Regions from separate parts of the Mus musculus genome. Here region 1 is linked to region 2. Evidence: chromatin loops called from intact Hi-C (ENCODE). Cell type or tissue: gastrocnemius. All regions are shown on one strand. Links, peaks and the distances in the headings refer to the core of each region. The heading gives the core; the rest is flanking DNA.

What was found. Peaks named below come from ENCODE experiments on the same cell type or tissue, not always from the same donor. Only the 100,000 strongest peaks of a DNase experiment are listed, where the experiment ranks them.
Region 1: it touches region 2 in a loop (3-fold over the local background); 5 of 42 quality-filtered maps call a loop at or near these places.

The regions. Positions count from the first base shown.
Region 1 is chr4:109,196,149-109,201,525 of GRCm38, forward strand. The region is part of intron 1 of Osbpl9 (oxysterol binding protein-like 9); the gene reads right to left. Among named protein-coding and RNA genes, the nearest start is that of Gm46867, 3.4 kb to the right of the region's middle. In gastrocnemius, for the core only: no CTCF peak of the experiment used is centred there; a DNase peak (open chromatin) is centred at 3,093; H3K4me3 peaks cover 783 bases; H3K27ac peaks cover 4,532 bases.
Region 2 is chr4:109,278,091-109,283,467 of GRCm38, forward strand. It overlaps Eps15 (epidermal growth factor receptor pathway substrate 15), which reads left to right and starts at 2,185. Exons shown (of 25, transcript NM_007943.3): 1 at 2,185-2,354. The coding sequence starts at 2,322. Gm40225 (a long non-coding RNA gene) reads right to left here and starts at 2,233. Exons shown (of 3, transcript XR_868003.2): 1 at 1,932-2,233. In gastrocnemius, for the core only: no CTCF peak of the experiment used is centred there; a DNase peak (open chromatin) is centred at 2,130; H3K4me3 peaks cover 2,989 bases; H3K27ac peaks cover 2,578 bases.

The sequences.
Region 1 (5,377 bases), core at 90-5,089, 82 kb before region 2:
GTCTCCAGTACTTCTCCCTCTCTGCTCATGCGCCTACTCTCTCTACTCAGGTCACTATAATCTTGTTTCCTCTAGAAAACCTGTCTAAACCTGCCAAGACTGTCAGGTGTACACCTTCAGGGCCCATACCCCAAACATCATGTGTGTCTCCACAGCTTTTACCTGCTACGTCCTCCAGCACACTCCAAGTGTTACAACAATAGGGGTGGCTTCCACCTCATTTGCTAACTACTTTTCAGTAAAAACCCTGGCACAGTTAACACGCAATAAATATTTGCCAAATCAGCAAATTACACAAATCTACCAACTTTCTCATCTTCCAACCTCTCACAAAACTATCTCCTCCAATCCTCCCTCCTTTCTCATCTCTTTTATAACCATGATTCCCCATTAATAATTGATAGTTCACAAAGTGTTCTCAAAATTATATCCTTAGCTCTCCCTGGTCATCTCATCTAATAATAAAAATAGAACTCACTCGAGAGATAGAGGCAGGAGGATCCCAGTTTGAGGCCAGCCTGGACACAAAACTCTACTCTCAAAAAGGAAGGTGTGGGGGGATGCTGAAGATAAGGCTCAGTCAGTAGAGTGCTGCCACACAAGCATACTGACCTGTGTTTGGGTCCCTAGGACTGACATCAAAGCCAGGCATACCAAGCATACAACTACAACACCAGTGCTGAGGACAGGGGTGGGGCAGGAAGAGCTGGATCCCTGGAGCTCATCGACCAGCCAGCTCAGCCAAATGGATGAGCTCCAGGTTCAATTTTGTCTCAAAAAAATAAGGCAGAAGGAGCTGGAGAGATGGCTCAGCAGTTAAGAGCATTGGCTGCTCTTCCAAAGGACCTGAATTTAATTCCCAGCACCCAAACAGAGGTTCAAACTTCAGTCCTAGGGAATCTGACTCCCTCTTCTGGGCTCCAGGGCAGCAGGCACACACGTGATACACAGACATACATACAGTCAAAACACCTATGCGCAGAGATTTTAAAAATTAAATAAACAAATAAATAAGGAGGGACTTGACAAGGAAGACACTCGACAAGGAAGACAGTGTCAGCCCTCTGGCCTCCACATGCGCACACTGGCACCTACCCAGGTGGGCACATACATGTACTATACAAACAAGAAAAAAAAAAACAATGAAACAATTTTGTGCTACCAACCCAGTAAGTCTTTATCTATCTCCACGCCTAACCCATGACTCCAAATACCTGCTAGAATTCAATCTCCTACCACCTCTCAAATACATCTTTACACTAGTACTGCTCAGAAATTTGTAAAAATCTTCCTAGTACATCTCATGCTCTGAAGCTTTTCAGTCTATTCTTGTTTTCCTGTTACCTAAAATAGCCTTTTTTCTTTTCTCAACCTTCACCTCCTTTTTTTGAGGGGTGGGGGGTTGGGGAGGTGTTCGAGACAGGGTTTCTTGTGTAGCCCTGGCTGTCCTGGAACTCACTCTGTAGACCAGGCTGGCCTTAAACTCAGAAATCCACCTGCCTCTCCCTCTCAAGTGCTGGGATTAAAGGCATGCGCCATCACTGCCTGGCAACCTTCGTCTCTTAAGCCTTGGTTCAAATGTCCTTCTGGACAATACTTCTGCAGATTTCTATTTCTATTGTTGACCTTGTCACAATGATTTGGTGTATAGGTGTACACTGTATGTGCACTACATGTGTACATGTATTCACACGCTTGGGGCCGTGTGTGTGTGCATGTATGTGGAGGCCCAAGTCAACACTGGGTGTTTTCCTTGATCATTCTCTTGTTGAACCCAGAGCTCACTAACTCTGCCTACTCTAGCTAGCTAGCTTGCCCAGTGGATTCCCTGTCTCTGACTCCAGGGTACCAGAATTAGAGCAGCCATCATGCCTGATCAGCTTTTACATAAGATGTGGGGATCTAGATTCTGGTTGTGATTGTTCAGCAAGCACTTTATTCTCTAAGCCATGTCTTCGGACACTTGTCATACTGCTTTATACTTGGCTATCTGCTCTGCTATATCAGAAGTTCTTACATGAAGAAACCCACACTTGCACTCCCAAGCATATACACTAACTGCACCATTACAAAGTCGGCCCTGCGAAAATGCCTGCTGTGTGGACTAGCACTGGAATACATTATAACTAATGATCATGATTAAGAGACTGATTTAAGGCCATGTAGTAATGGTGTACACCTTTAATCCTAGCATTCTAGAGGCAGAGGCAGGTGGATCTCTGTGAATTCCATGTCAGCCAGGGCTCAAAAATCATACACACACACACACACACACACACACACACACACACACACACGGTTAGTCAGTTAGTCAGACCTGAAAAAGAGTCCCTATAACAATATAGCGTTCCTTCAAAAGCAAACGTTGGGCCAGGGATATATTAGTGTGTCTGCCTAGCAAGTACAAGGTTGTGGGTTCAACCACCAGCCTGGCAAGAAGACCATGAAACAAATGAAAAGAATAAAGTAAAAGATCATCCCAGGCTGGAGAGATGGCTCAGCTGGTAAAGGCACTTGCCACCAAGGCTGACATCCTGAGTTCTATCCCTGGGACCCACATGGTGGAAGGAGAAAACTGGCTACGTTAAGTTGTCCTGACTTCCACGCAGGTGCTGTGGCATAAAACCTGCCTGCACAGAAACACAAAGACATGCACAAATGAAAAATGTAATTGTTCTTTAAAAAAAAAAATTCATTCCACCCCCAGAGTTTGGTAAATTTTCATGAAGCTCTAAGCTGAAAAAAAGGCTTGGCTGAACGTATTTCAGTTCAGTCCCAGCGACTCTAGCTCAGTCCTGAGACTTAATGGTGATTCTCAGTAGAGGCTGACTCTAAAGCAAGGATAATCTAGTTTAATTTAGAATTTTCTGGAACAACATGGAAGGAATCAACAACCACAGAGCCAGACTAGATCTTAAGTAATTTTGGAAACAAGGAACAAAGAGACTATTTGCTACCTTGATTAAATGTGGCACAATTGGCAAGTATGTCCTGGGTTGGTGTGGCCATGTCAGCTTATGTCCTTTTCGCCTATATCTGCTGCCTGCCCTTGGCCTTCGAACACTACTCCAGCTTCCAACACTGGCCTTGAAACAGCCACTTGGCACAACTCTGTGCCCTGTGGGAAACTAAACCAAGCTCAGGGCTCTGCAGCCAGCCCAGTGCTTGAAAGCGTAGGTGCCTGGGAGGGTCACACACTAGTACCACCAGTACGAACCCCCCTGACTTAGAGGGAATCAAGAAGCACAGGCTGTTTGTCTTGAAACTCTATGTTGAGACTGACCCAGAAAAGCTCTCTCAGTAAATTTATAAAGAACCAAGTGTCGATGTCATGGAGGACGAACTGGGACTTGAAATTCCTGACACAGATGCAGAGAAGTCCTTGCGTCCACAAGAAATGCAGATTCTATTGCGGATAAGAAATTTAAATATGGAGAAAGTGTCAGAGCCTTCTTCCTCTTGGAAAAGAGGAAAAGAAACTAGAACACTCAATGGCACCATCGCTGACTGACTGAGAGTCACTCTGCTGAGCTTGTATTTAAACTGTCTGAGTGTTTTATTCTTTGAAAATTAAATGCATTAGAAAAAAAATTTGGCACAACCAGTTCAGATATTCTTACTAGAAGGTGTGGCTGTAAAAATTAGCTACACGCAAATTACAGATAGACCCATCAGAACGCTAATGCACTCAAACTGTGACAGAACTCACTGCCTACCTTCAATCCGACTCCTACTCTCTCCTTGTGATTACCACTCTAGCTTCACAAGATAGTACAATTCCCTGTAAGTAAACAACAGGAGAAATGTTTTAAAACAGCCATCATTGAGAAATATGATCCCCTCTTCCTCTGACAAAGATAATGCTTTAGAGAATCTAATCTCAGAAGGCAGGTATTAAGGAAGAAGAAAGACGTCTATGAAAAACTTCTATTTAGTCAGAAGGACAAGGAGTTCAAACTCTCTAAATCTACAGGACAAGAAGACATAAAAGATTTAAAAAAAAAATCAGGAAAGAAAGAAAACAAGGAAAAAGGATATTTTTATCTGGGCTAAGGGCTCCCTAGAATTTTAACTCTAGGATGGCCCTAGACTCAGACCACACAAATTTTGGGATTTGAAGAGTAACTTAATTCTACAGTGCTACTAATTACTCCATCATGAATATGCTGGCTAGGATCCATAGAGTTTGCTGATTATCACATTTAGTGAAATTTGATATTATTCTTTATTTATCTTAGTCGTGGGATTTCATAATTCTTCAGTTTTTCAAGATAAAATGTGTAGTTGTTCCTTTTCCATCTGACATAGTATGATGTGTGTGTGTTTTTTGTTTTTTAATATATTTGGTTGGGGGTTGTTTTTTGGTTTTGTTTGTTTTGGGGTGTTGTTTGTTTTGTTTTGAGACAGGGTCTCTTTAGGTACACTGACCTGGCTTGACCTTAAAATTAAGAGGCTACATATACAAGCTACTGTATTCAGCTTTGAACAATATGTTTGTGTCTCATTAAAATTTGATCCTTTAAAAATTACGTAGAAGAGAGGCTAGGAATGTGGGTCAGTGGTAAAGTGTTGACCTAGCATTTTCGAGGCCCTGGGCTCCATCAAAAATAAAAATAATAAAGACACAGAGAACATAAGTTCATATCCAAAGAATGATAAAGGTGACCAACGCTTGTAGTTTGGCAGACCTGCCTAACAGCATGTACTTTTCTACTTCCTGTAGCAAAAGAGAAATTTAATGGGAAGCCTGACTCCACCACTTACAGCTGTGTATGTGATCTTGAGCTAATTACTTAAAAGCCTGGAGTCTCAGATTCCAAAACTGTAAAATGGGAGCATTAAATGGGAATAATGAATACCTACCTTGCAAATTTATTAAGAGTAAATGAATTAAGGTGCCCACTAGACTACACTAAAAGCTCGAGAAGAGAGGCAGCGTCTACACAGCTGTCGATTCTTGCTGGAATGAAGACCCGCAGGACAGGAACTCAATGATATTTTTAAATGAATGAATAACTATGTGTCCCTACTTCCCTCATCCACACTAACTCTTCTCCCATAATCGTATTTCTTCGTTTTTCTTCTATCATTTTCTAAAGCCTTCAAGACATTCTATATTTTGTCCTTCTGGGTGCTTTTCTTCTTCTCACGGGCTATTATTAACAATACAGCTCAAAGAAAGTGGCCCCGTTAGTAATTTCTCCAACACCGCCCACCTTCCATTTCTAATGCGAAGGAGGTGGAAGAGGCGGTCAGAACATAGGCTCCACAGCATTTCATCTACCTACCCTGGGCCACTAACTCGCGTCAACAACAGCGAAGTCGGTCCTCTCCAGAACACAACTTTCAGGGCAACTGCACCATCTCTTTCTACATC
Region 2 (5,377 bases), core at 120-5,119:
TAGAGAGTTAGTCTTCTTTAAGGCCAGTCAGATGTAGGCAGGTCATCAACTAACTCTTAAAACGAGGCAGAGGATATGGCCTTTGAAGCAGCTTACTAGATTAGTGCAATGGCTGCCAAGACTGCTAGCCTGAGTTCCATCCCCGAAACCTCCATGGTGGAAGGAGAGAATCTACCCCCTCCCCAAGTACTACACACACACACACACACACACACACACACACAATAAAAAAGGCAGAATAAAAAAGTCATATCAAAGTAACTAAAAGCTGGTATGCAGACTTCCTAGACCTTCTGAAGTAGGCTACATACAAACTGAGTGTAGTTTTACATCAACCTGACACAAGTTAGATTTATTAGACACGAGGAAACCTCAGTTGAGATAAAGCCTCCATAAGACCTCACTGTAGGGCATTTTCTTAACTAGTAGTTGGTAGGAGAAGGCCCAAGCCTGGGTTCTATAAGAAAGCAAACTGAGTAAGTCAGTAAGCAGCACCCCACCATGGCCTCTGCTTCAGACCCTGCCTCCAGGCTCCTGCCCTGTTTGAATTCCTTTCCTCACTGCTTTTGATGATGACCAGACTGTGAGGGAAATAAATTCTTTACTCTTCGGGTTGTCTTTGGTCATGGTGTTTCATCACGGCAGTAGTCACCCTAAATAAGAACCTTTGCAGATGACAATTTCAGGTAAGCGGTTCCTTATTCTAACTAAGTGTGGCAAAATGAAAAAGAGTAAGGTGTATAATGTTGAATACAGGCAGGACAAAGGCCTTCATTTAAGCATATACTATAATGTTATGGTGTTAAAATACATATATATTAAAAAATCTCTGCCACTGGTGAGCTGAGGGGGGTGGTTAGACTTATGTAAACAGGTCATTAGGAGGTTGTTGCCCTCTTCTAGTAAAGTCAACAAAAGAGTATGAACACTAGTTTGGAGAGACAATACTCTGTCAAGAGGTGGCATTTATGACAAAAAGGAATTTGAGAGGAACCGGGCACTGGTGGCACATTCCTTTAATCTCAGCACTTGGGAGGCTGAGGCAGGCAGATTTCTGAGTTCAAGGCCAGCCTGGTCTACAGAGTGAGTTCCAGGACAGCCAGAGCTATACAGAGAAACCCTGTCTCAAAAAACCAAAACCAAAACCAACCAACCAACCAGACAAAAAAAAAAAAAAGAATTTGAGATGGGACTTTATGCACTCACTGTACCTCTGAACTCCACTGTGGCCCTACACCTGCTTTTTTTTTTTTTTTTTTTTTTTTTTTTTAAATTAAACAGTCTAGGCAGGACAGGGAGCAGGCAAGGCAAGCAGTTCCTTCTTGCTCCCAAGATTTTTACTTTAGAAGGATTTACATGCCTTCTTAATGTGATAGCAGGTAGAAAGATTTGTAATCCAGCTTTCTAGTTAGTTTTTAAACTTCGGGTAAGAGAGTTGTTTTGTTTTGTTTTGTTTTTTCTTTTCGGGGAGGCCCTTTTCTTTTTATTTCAGTCAGGGCCTTACTATGTGTCCTTGAACTCACTATGTAGAGCAGGCTGGCATGGAACTCTCAGAGATTAAAGGTATGTGCCACCATGCCTGGCTGGCTTTCACCATCCTCATTTGTATAACTTCTTTCTGTTTCAAATCCCCTATTCACACAATTTTTTAAAAAAGTATTTAGGCCTGGAGTAGTGGTACATCTCCTTAATCCCAGCACTCTGGAGGCAGAGGGAAGTGGATCTCTGTGAGTTTGAGGCCAGCCTGATCTATACAGTGAGCTTCGGGATAGCCATGGCTACACAGAGAGAGACCTTGTTTTAAACAAACAGCAAACAAACAAAAGCATTTAGTGCAGAATCACACACAATCAGAATTATTTAATGTTATTACTACTAAACCGCTCCTGTCATTACTTAGTACCATTACTTTTTTAGTTCCCACAACCCACCTGGACATGGTTCTAATTTCTCCCCGCACTTTACAGAAAACAGCAGCCCAGGAAGAAGGATGGTGGGTGACCTGCCTAAACTCAGGTCTCTGTGGCGCCGCCTCCGCTGACCGTCCACCCCAGAGCCCTATCCGCACCGGGTTTTCCAGGGAGGCCGGGGTCAGGGCCTGGTTCCGCGGCTCAGACTCCCGCTCCGGGCTTTGCGCGCCGCCACGGCCTGTGAGGCCGGCGGGGCGGGGCGGGGCGGGGCGGCGTGAGGAGGGAAGTTGTCGAAGTTCGGGGAGACGCCCGGCCGCCGGCCTCGCCTACGGCCTGTCCCTCCGCCTCCTTCCCGCCCCGGGCCCCCGTCCGTCCGTCCTTCCTTCCCCTCCCGTGCATGATGGAAACACCATGGCTGCGGCAGCCCAGCTCTCCCTGACACAGGTAACGCCGCCCGCCGGTCGGCCCGGCTCGACCCGCCGGGGTTCCCCGGCCCTCCCTCCCCCCCTCCACCGCTCTGGGGCGCTGGCGCGGCGGCTGCCCTCGGGCCGCACGGTGGGAGCGCGTGTGAGGAGTGCGGGCGCCATCCCGAGTCGGAGCGGGAGCGGCGAGCCGGGGCCGCCGCACCCCCGCCCCGGGTCGCCGGGCTCTCGGCTCCGCCCCGCGCGGCTCCCACCCGGCCGCCGCCCCCGCCGCGGGTCTCCGCGCCGCTCTCCTCCAGGTCCCGTCGGCGCTCACCTTCTCGGCAAGTTTCTCCTCCGGGCCTGACGGCCGCCAGGTGAGCTCCGGTGGGGCTCACGCTAGACAGCGGCCGCGGGCGATGCGAGGCTCGACTTCGGCGGGGCAGGGTTCCCTCAGCTTCGCTCTGCTCCGGTCCGCGGGAGCGACGACTGCCGAGTTCCCCTCAGTTCCCTCAAGTCAGCCTGGCTTCCAGAAGTCGCATCCTGTCCGGGCACTTGACCCACTCACTTCTGCTCAGATCCCCTTGCAGACTTTCCCACCCGCGAGGGCGCCGTCTCTGATCGTCGTCCGAGGGGTCATGGTGCCAGCCTTCTGCAGGTGGGGCGCCTCTTTCCTCCCTGGTGCCCGGAACCACCGGGGAGATAACTTTGTCCTGGGACGATCTCGACCAAAAGCTGTTCTCGGAGTCTGTTCTCGGAGTCTCGCCTCTTTATCATCATCATCATTATTAAAATGTTCTCTTCCTTCAGAGCCCCATCCTCGAGGGATACATCTAAACATCACTCACTTAGGAGAACCTGAGTTCTCCGTTTCTGTAAAACCAAGCGTAGTCATCTCAAGACACCCAGGAGGGATGAGGTACCAAACACCTGCCAGTCCCTTTCATCTTCACTGCCCAGAAGTTTGCCTTCTCCATAGCTGGGGGCTGTGTACTCCCTGGTATAAGCCCACCTCAGCCTATCAGCCTGCCCTGTGATAGCTCCCTGCCATCTTGTCTCCTTGGCCTAGATTTGCCTGTACTTATAAGGTAGGGCATGTGTTTGGGTAATAGATTATTTCTATGTTATGATAAAGAGGTTTTGAGGTGTTTCTTTCCAAGAACTTGGAGATAAAAAAGTATTTTCCCCAGGAGCCAGGGTGGAAATTTTATTTACTTATTTATTTTGAGACAGGGTCTCAAATAGATCAAGCTGGCTTTGAACTCACTATGTAATCAAGAATATCAAGAATGACCTTGATTTTGGATCCTTCTTCCTCCATCTCCCAAGTGGACTGTACCACTATATTAGTTTATTCATCGCCAGGGATCAGACTCAGGACTTCATGCTGGCTAGACAGGCCCTGTACCGACTGAGCCATATCCCCAGCAAAAGTGATTCTATATATACTGTATGTGTGTGTGTGTGTGTATTATAGTGCGCACACACACACACACACACACACACACACACAGAGGCATCCCACAGGTAAGACAGCCTTTAGGAATAACCTCATAAACTTTACATTTCCAAATTTATTTCCTGTGGGTCATTGTGTTTTGACTTGCATCTAACAGGGAAGAACTTTTAAGATGGCCCAGTCTTGTCATGAATCTGTTTAGAAGGGTCCTTCTGAAACTCACATTTGAGGAATGGAAACATTGACTTTTGGGTGTTGGCTTTCTGAGTCTAGATAGTGACCTGCCTTAAACATGATCTCTGTTGGCAGGCACTTGTATTCTGACTCTGTTGGCTAATTCTGGTAGTTTCCCCCGACCCCCCTATTAAAGATTTTGTTCCCTTGAAGACTTCTGTAGAATTGCTTCTTGGTTGTGTGCCTACTTTATTTTCTTCTTGGATTGTACTGTGTTTTTAGTTTCTGTTTAGGATCACTTATCTCTGGAAATTTGCTTCAGGCTCTCAGTTTTGTAGTCATTTTCATAATTTGCATATGTTCTTGTGGTTGTATAGTTAGGTGTTAAAATGTATCCAGAGTAAATGCTGAATCACTAAGGGGAAATTATTCTTTAGTATTTCATGTTTGAACTTAAATTGATAATTCAAATAAGTCAATTTAAAATATTTAGATATTAAAATACTAAGATATAGTGAGATATTATAAAGGCACAGGGGAAAAAGTTTTTAAAATATTTACTAATGTATCTTTTTCCTTCAAACTTAGCAGATTTATAGTTCTTAGATATAATTACTTATTTGTGTATGAGTGTTTGCCTGCATGTATATATGTATACCACATTCATGTCTGGTGCCCATATAAGACAGAAGAGAGTGTCAAATCCCTTGGAACTAGAGTTATGGATGGTTATAAACCACCATATGGCTACTGGGAACCGAACCTGAGCCCTCTGCAAGAGCCACAAGTGCTATTAACTTGAGCTGAACCATATCTCCAGTCCTTGATTTTAACATGTGTGTGTGTGTTGCACACATATGAGTGTGCAGGTGCATGTGCTGGTTGGAGTGCATGAAGAGACTAGAGGAGAATGTCAGGTGTCTTCCTGTATCACTGTCTGCCTTGCAGCCTTGAATGAGAGATTGCCATTTAGGCGGGCCAGCTTGTTTCTGCTCTTTACTGCTGGGGTTATAGGCATGCTTGGCCGTGCTAGGTTTTTATGTAGGTACTAGGGATTTGAATTCCACTCCTCATGTTACATAGTGTTTTTACCTACTGAGCCATCTCCTCAGTTCCTCATACTTTTTGTTTAAAAAGTTTTAGCTGCTTGAACTAAGTCAGATAATGGTGTAGTTTGGTTTCACATTCATTATTGATTTATTTATGTTACCTTGTGTTTCTTTTTTCTGCTCTTCTAACACAGAGCTAGATATGGTATACTCAAGTGGGAGATTCTTCAAGGTAGACATGTGGAAGGTTCAAAGTGTATGGCTATGTTGCCATTCTAGTCTGGGTTCGTTGACTTAGTGATCCTTCTGCCCCAGTCTCCCAAGAAGCTGGGATTATGGATGTGTGTGTCACTGGGCCCGCCCAGCAAAGGACATTTTAAATTT